Linked DNA regions of Mus musculus: regions 2 and 3 are each linked to region 1. Evidence: chromatin loops called from intact Hi-C (ENCODE). Cell type or tissue: left cerebral cortex. All regions are shown on one strand.

Region 1 (2,500 bases):
ACGGGACTGCTGGAGAGAAATACAAGCACACAGCAGTTATCTGTATAGCTTGTTTCTTACCCTACTTGCAACTCTTGTTCAAAAGTCCCTAAGAGCACCTGTGGGCCTTACAAAATTGGTGATCATTGACTGGTTTTTTTCTGGGGGTGTTCCTTATACGATAAGCACATGCTTTATCACTAAGCTACACCCTCAGCTCCTTCAGCCATTGCTCCAGCCACGTACACTGTGGCTTTTAGTATAAATATCCCGTAAGCTTCACACAATGGCCATCAAAGTAATCACTATACTATGCTTCCTTTTTTTTTCTTTTATTCTGAAGCTTATCCATTAAACTATTACATCTTCCAAATAACCTAGGAATCAGTTGTTGTTCAGACCTTAACTACTTTAACAAAAAGAATCAACTGTTAAGGTCTGTCTTCATCCTAGCCTATGTTCTTTAGAGGAAGTCCTGCCATGAACTGAAATGACCTCCTGGTAGAACAACAGGACAGATCATTACTTAGAAGACTCCCTCCCAAGACAGCCATAGAAGACGTCATGCCTCTTCTGGTTAGAAACAGAAATGGGCACTAAAGCCCAACTTCAGAGCGACAGTCAGATGCCCAATCACTATCTAGGGCTGAAATTAGAATCTGAACCTGAATCCTGGCCTCTGCACTTGTCTCTCAAAAGGGACTGTTTAGTTGAGTAACACTGTTATTCTATGGCTTGTGTCAACAGGGTAGTCTTAAGCATATGACATAGAAGCAGGCTGGCCACACTGGACAGTTTTAGGCTTGAGGCTTTGGTCACACAGTAGCTACCAAAGTCTGGAGAGACTGACATTGGCTTTGTAGGCCATACCAGGATGACAATATACATTCTAAACACACAGGCTTTTGTGAACCTTCCTGGCTGGAATATTCTCTCTATATTATCACACACAGACCCGAGAAGGTCATAGAGGAAGGACAAATGGAGCATTTGCTCTTTTCTTGGATCTTTCCTACATGTTTTTTCAATCGACTAATTCTAATCTCTGTCCTTTCCTGCAATCACAACTGTGATAGTTTTCAGTGAATTCAGGCTACCAAATTATCACGTTGTAAGTGGTCCTGGGCCCACTGGCCTTCAGCTCAGATGAGGATTAAGTGGTCATGTTGGCCATATTAGTAGTTGCCTAAACTCTCAATTGAGGAGTTTTGTAGGCTGTGCCCAGTTCCCATGTGGCTAAATCACAGTAGTGCTGTTTCTTTCTTCACATGTATACTTGGGGTGAGCAACCCTCCAGATGCTCCACTGGGGGAACTCAGTGAGTCATACACTGGAGTAAAGCTGGATTATTTTGGTTCCTCCTCTCTCACAATCACCATGTTAAACAGTTCTAGCCTTACCTTTGTTCTGAAGGAGCATCTGCAGGAAATGACTGATGTGCGAGAGCACGGCCCACAGTCTCCTTCATGGCAAAGCTTTTCACAGGTGTGGATGAAATCTGTAATAAAAAGGGACAGAGTGGGGAGTGACAACTGCACTGACTGATCCTGGTATTTCCAAATTCACTACCAACGCTGTGTCCTCATCCTCAGCTTCCCTCCACCCAGCAGGCTGGGCACTAGCATGTTGCCTGCTGAGGGAAAGCACAGACTTCCCGGCCTTTGCTTTAGGTCCCACATCTTTACATTACATTCAGATCTCCCTAAAATTTAATTGTGATGACTTTGATGAAATGCTCTAGGCTCTGAAAGTTATCTGGGGATCGCAGACAATTCTGAAGGCACAATCCATAGTTCCATCAATTGGGGCTGCTCTCTACGCAGCCACGAACAGCCTGCATTCACCTGATAACTAGATTTAGGACAAATACTTTTTTTGTTTCCCTTTCTTGAGACAGGGTATTATTATGTAGTCCAAGATGGCCTCAAAGTCATAATCTTCTCGCCTCTTGGCCTGCATGCTGGGATTACATGTATGTACCACTATCCCAGGCCCAGGACAAGTCGTCTTTCAGAGGCTCATGAAAGGACAACCGTAGTTGTTTTCATGTTTGCAGCACTGAAAGCCAAGCTCAGGGAACTGTGCATGCTAAGCAACTGCTCTACTGAGGAGTTACACTGCCAGTCCACATCAGTGTCGCGCTTATATTAATTTTACTAGTATACATTTATCCTATCTATCAAGCCAGGTAGAATGGCACACACCTTTAGTCCCGGCACCCAGGGAAGCAGAAGCAGGCAGATCTCTGAGTATGAAGTTGGAGAGAGTGAGCTCTAGGACAGTCAAGAGCTACATAGTGAGATCCTGACACAAGCCAAGCCAATTAATTTATACTTATTGTGTGTGATATGCACACATGTCAATGTATGTAATAGACCTAGTTGGCCTTGAACTCACAGAAACCCTGCCTGCCTCTGGTTCCTGTGTTGGGAATAAAGGTGTGTGCCACCATTTATTTTGTGTGTATGCATGCAATGTCTGAGGACAACTTGTAGGACTGAGTCAGTTCTCTCCTTTTTAA
Region 2 (2,500 bases), 240 kb after region 1:
TGGAGAGGTGAAATTACCCTCAATTCTGGTACTGGTTCCTATGTATAAGGCATATTTTTGAGCTAAGGACGTGACAGAGGTTGGGAGTAGAGCCTGCCTATAAAGCTGACTGCTCAGTAGCTGCGCCATGCACTCTTCCTTTTCTCCTAGAACAGCAAACTAGGCTTCCGGGATGTACGCTCTAGCATCTTTAGAATTATGTTGGACCTCTGCTGGGGAGCTTGGGATAATGCTCATGTACCATAAAATCCATCCTCCTCCTCCCAGCTTTCTGGTCTTGTCAAGCTGGGCCTGTAGCTTGGTTAGTGGGACAACCTGCTTGCTTCTTGTGCATGAGATCATAGGTTTGTTCCCACCGAAACCAATAGTGAGGCATATTTTATTTTCTGACATGAAGAAAATACATATTTGTGGTGTTGCTGTGAGTACATGTGTGTGTGCATGTGTCTGTTTGCATGTATGCACATGTGTGCACAAATACCAGCACTTGGGAGATAGAGGCAACTTAGGGAGGAAAGGATTTGTTTCATTGTACATTCTAGGAAAGTCAGGCTAAAAGCTCAAAGCAGGAATGTGGAGGCAGGAACTATAGCAGAAGCTAGTTAATATGCTGCTTATTGTCTGCATTTCCATGTCTTGCTCCTCTTGCTTTCTTATACCCCCTGGGACCATCTGCTCAGGGATGGTACTGCCCACAGTGGGCTGGGCCTTTATATCAATTGTTAATCAAGAAAATATCCTCAGCTCTGCCTACAGGCCAGTCTTTGCTGATGATTGCTTTGTGTGACAAGGTGGCAAAACTAACCATCAGGAGTGCAAAACACCCTTGTCTAGATGTGTTCAGGGTAACATTCACTAGATAAGTTGACAAGTTGGAAGCAGTGCAAATATTCACTAAGTATATTGATAAGGTAAACAGAAACTTCCAGCAAACAGTATATTTTACAGCCATTAAAATGATAGTTTTGCAATTCCTAATACATATAGGGCTGGCATATTAAAGTATGTCTTAATATAAGGTGAAGACAATATAAACTTAGTAGATAGTATAATTATTAATAGAGCAATTGAAAAACTATGATGTGAGAGGAAAATGACTAGAAAGGAGTATGTAAAATGTTATTAGTGGCTGGCTTTGAGTATTGGAACTCTGGGGAATTTCTGCTTTCCACATTTTTGTTTATAATAGAAGGAAATAATAATAATAATAATGAAGTAATGGTGTGAGATAGTAGACTTCTCCTGTCAGTCTTCCAAGAGAAGTCCATGCTTTTGCCCACACTGAACATAGATTGTGTTTGGATGGTTAAAGGTGGTGTGACCAGAAAGCTTATTAATTTTCTCAGACCTCATTCTTTCAGGCATGCTTTTACTGGCTCTTCAAAGCTTCTAAGCAGATTGATTCTTTCCTTTTTCACAGGCATTGAAGTGGCAGCAGCACCAGGGATTGCTTCCTCCTGGTATGACCATCGATTTGTTTCGAGGCAAGGCAGCTGTCAAAGATGTGGAAGAAGAGAAGTTTCCAACACAGTTGAGCAGGCATATTAAGGTGGGGAATACCTTCAGGTATCGGAATACCTTAGACTTGGAACAGTTGGTGATCAGTTGTTGAGTACCCATTATGTATAGAGCCAGGTCCTACCTTAGGAGCTTGGGTTCCAGGAACGAGAGCTCTGATGGTCTTCAGGGTTCTCTTGGTGCCCATTTTTGGGTACTGCAGTAGCTTGGCAGTGCTGGATGTGAATTGTATACAAGTAGATACATATTTGACATCCAGCCCATAATCCTATATTTAGAGAAATCGTCCACTCTTTGGTTAAATCTTGGGCTATATGAACTGTCTACCTACATGGCCTGTTAAACATTTGTGCTTAGTCTGCTGCATCTCAGGGAAAGGGCTAGTCAGGGTTATAAAGTTGACTTGTGATGTTAAGGGAAATAATTTTATTTAGTGGCTTATTTGGTTACTGTGTGAGTTCATGCCAGAGATTAGACCTAGAACCTCAACATACCACTGAGCTACATCCCCTCACCTTGAGTTGTTTTGGATACTTTTTTGAGAAAAGGCACAATCGAGTAGTTCAGTTCCCAGAATTAGAGGTATGCTTGCTAATGTTAGCATCTTTTTTATATTCTAAAAATTATATTCTAAAAATATAGCTTCTGTAATTTTGTGCTTGTATTGAAGTCAGTGCATTAAGAAACTGCTGCATATTATGGGGATAAGGAGATGGCTCAGTGGATCAAATGCTTGCTGTGCACAGACAAGGACCTGAGTTTGGACTCCCAGCCCCACATACAATTGAGTTACAGCCTGCGTGTGGTAGCCTCGAGGTGGGGCAGAATGGCAGATAGTGTGGGCTTGCTAGCCAGCCTTTCTAGCAGAACATGGGAGCTCCAGGTTCAGTGAGAGAGGCACAAGACCCCTGATACTGACCTCTAGCCTCCGAGTGTGTGTGCACGGATGAGTGCACCTGCGTGAACATGTATACGCATGCAT
Region 3 (2,500 bases), 220 kb before region 1:
ATCTTGCCCTGGTATTCCATTTTATTTGTTTGTTTGAGACAAGCAGGGTCTCCCTACATAGCCCTTACTATCCCAGAAATATATATATACCGGGTTGGCCTTGAACTCACAGAGCTCCCTCCTAACTGCTGGGATTGAATGTGTATCTCATCATATTATAGTATTTAATTTCTAATAATATGCATCAGACGGAGTAAATCATTAATTGTATTTATCTTTTTTGTTTGTTTGTTTTGGGTTTTTTGTTTTTGTTTGTTTGGTTTGTTTTGGTTTGTTTTTTGGTTTTTCGAGACAGGGTTTCTCTGTGTAGCCCTGGCTGTCCTGGAACTCACTCTGTAGACCAGGCTGGCCTGGAACTCAGAAATCTACCTGCCTCTGCCTCCCAAGTGCTAGGACTAAAGGCGTGCGCCACCACGCCTGGCGATTGTGTTCATCTTTAGCATGTTTGTATGTTTTCTTAACAGCAGAATTGCTAAAATATTTTTAAAATTGCTGTTTGGGAAGTATGATTTAAGGATATATAGTTAGGGATATTTTATATAGAAACATTTGATTTTTGTCAGAACTAGATGTAAAGAAATTATGTTTCTTGGATTGTCAAGTAAATACACAGAATCATTAAGTCGTTAGCGTTATGGCTGACTTTGTGCTGTATCGTCTCTTGTTCCGTCAGGTGCCTGGAAGAATTCTGTGGAAGAGTGGACAACAGAAGACTGGACTGAAGATGTAAGTGTTTGGCATCAGTTCAGACCTTTCTTCCCCTTCTTCTTGCTGTGTCACAGCATCCCTGCTTCACAAAAGGCCCGACCACTTACTTCATCATCTTACCTTTTAGTTCTTTTGGCTTCTGTCTCTTGCTTCTCAAGTAGTTGGGTTTTTGTTGTTGTTGTGTTTGTTGTTTTTTTCTTTTTTTTTTCCTAGCACATGGATCTTAGAAAGAAATTGGTATTTTTAGGTTTTTGTTTGTTTGTTGAGACTCTGTTTATATATGGCCCTGGCTGTCCTGGAACTCAAACCAAACTGGTTGAACTCAGAGATCCTCTGCCTCCAGGGTGCTGGGTTAAAGGCACATTCTGCCACACCCAGATTTTTTATATTTAAAGATAATGGCCTTGAACTCTGCTTGCCTGTTGCCTGGGATTAAAGGTGCTTGCCAGCATGTCTGGATCTAAACCTAACTGGATAGGATCTTGCCCCTAAAATCTCTTAATCTGCTATCTCCTAGAACATAGGATTCAGCTCCATGTCACTTCCTGGCACCCCTTTAATACTTGAACCATATATTTTATATTTTTCCTTTCTAAGTGTGCTACGCTTGTACCAACAGAGGCCAGAAAAGACGTTAGATCCTCTGGAGCTGGAGTTGGTTAGCGATGAGTGTTAGCAACTGTATGGGAATGAGAATGAATCTTTTAAAATTAGTAAATAGTTTGTAGGCCTGAGCACCATAAATTGTGTGTTAGTGGGACCCGGTACGTGGTTATGAGCTGTGACAAGTGTGACAGTTAAGGCTTCTGAGTACGAGGGACCCAAGACTAAATGTGTAACATGCCCGTGGCTGCTGTGCAGCCTTGCTTCTGAACACAGACCACAAACATTGCTGGCTCAGGCTAGGGGCTGCCAAGTGTCATGAATTGCAGTCTGTTCACTGTAAGTACAATTCTGTTGTCATATGAACAGTAAAGGTTTACCATGAAAATAACGATGTCCTTCTCAGCATGGAAACCTCCTTAGGATATAACTCTCTCTGGGCTATCTTCCTGTTTCAATTGCTCAGTAGTTCATAAAAATGGTTAATTTTGCCTTGGAATTACAATACTCTTTCCAACAATTTCTAAAGTATCCCATCTGCCATTTTATTCTATATATTTGGGTGAGGTTTTTCCAATATTGATAATTATAAAAGAGTACCTATCTGTGAGCTCTGAAAAATGTTGACGATACTAAACCTAAGTCAAGATTTAAACATTTTTTTAAAATCATTTATTGGTGCAGAAAGAACTGAGCGGCAGGCAAATATTTACGTAAAAAAAAATAAGCCTCTGACTTTAAAATGAAATAAAGATTACTAATCAATTAACGAAATAGAAGACACCAAAGCACCCACTTTCCCTAAATTCACTGTTTTTCAGCACTCCTGTTGCTCTCTGGTGTCGCCAAAAATGGCCGACTAAGGCTAGGAGTTGGAGGCTGGTCTCTGTCATGTGAGGACACTCCTGCAGGTGTACTGAGCTGAGGCTCCATTGCCTGGGGAGATTCTGGGATGGTTTTGTATGTTTCAGTCCTTTAAACTTAACCCTCTGGTGACCATAATGATGCCTGAAGGACCCCAGTCAAACATGCTTTGGGTTTGTATTGTGCAAACAGAGAGTAAAGGTTTTTTTCTCCTAACTTTCCATACAGCTCTCTGAAACAAAGGTATTCACTGCTTCATCTGCTCCAGCAGAGAACCATGTCACACCTGGGCACAGGTAAAGGCTTTTGCTGCTTTGTCTTTTTT

The links. Peaks named below come from ENCODE experiments on the same cell type or tissue, not always from the same donor. Only the 100,000 strongest peaks of a DNase experiment are listed, where the experiment ranks them.
Region 2: a loop joins it to region 1, with 2.9 times the contacts of the local background. A loop is called at or near these places in 7 of 42 quality-filtered maps.
Region 3: a loop joins it to region 1, with 4 times the contacts of the local background. A loop is called at or near these places in 6 of 42 quality-filtered maps.

What each region holds. Positions count from the first base shown.
Region 1 is chr4:40,995,792-40,998,291 of GRCm38, reverse strand. Nfx1 (nuclear transcription factor, X-box binding 1) reads right to left here. Exons shown (of 24, transcript NM_023739.3): 10 at 1,380-1,477. Among named protein-coding and RNA genes, the nearest start is that of Mir3094, 3.3 kb to the right of the region's middle. In left cerebral cortex, no CTCF peak of the experiment used is centred here; a DNase peak (open chromatin) is centred at 1,325.
Region 2 is chr4:40,750,974-40,753,473 of GRCm38, reverse strand. It overlaps Smu1 (smu-1 suppressor of mec-8 and unc-52 homolog (C. elegans)), which reads left to right. Exons shown (of 12, transcript NM_021535.4): 5 at 1,421-1,549. Among named protein-coding and RNA genes, the nearest start is that of Smu1, 5.7 kb to the left of the region's middle. In left cerebral cortex, no CTCF peak of the experiment used is centred here; no DNase peak of the experiment used is centred here.
Region 3 is chr4:41,216,537-41,219,036 of GRCm38, reverse strand. It overlaps Ubap2 (ubiquitin-associated protein 2), which reads left to right. Exons shown (of 29, transcript NM_026872.1): 10 at 674-726; 11 at 2,404-2,471. Among named protein-coding and RNA genes, the nearest start is that of Gm24837, 6.2 kb to the right of the region's middle. In left cerebral cortex, no CTCF peak of the experiment used is centred here; no DNase peak of the experiment used is centred here.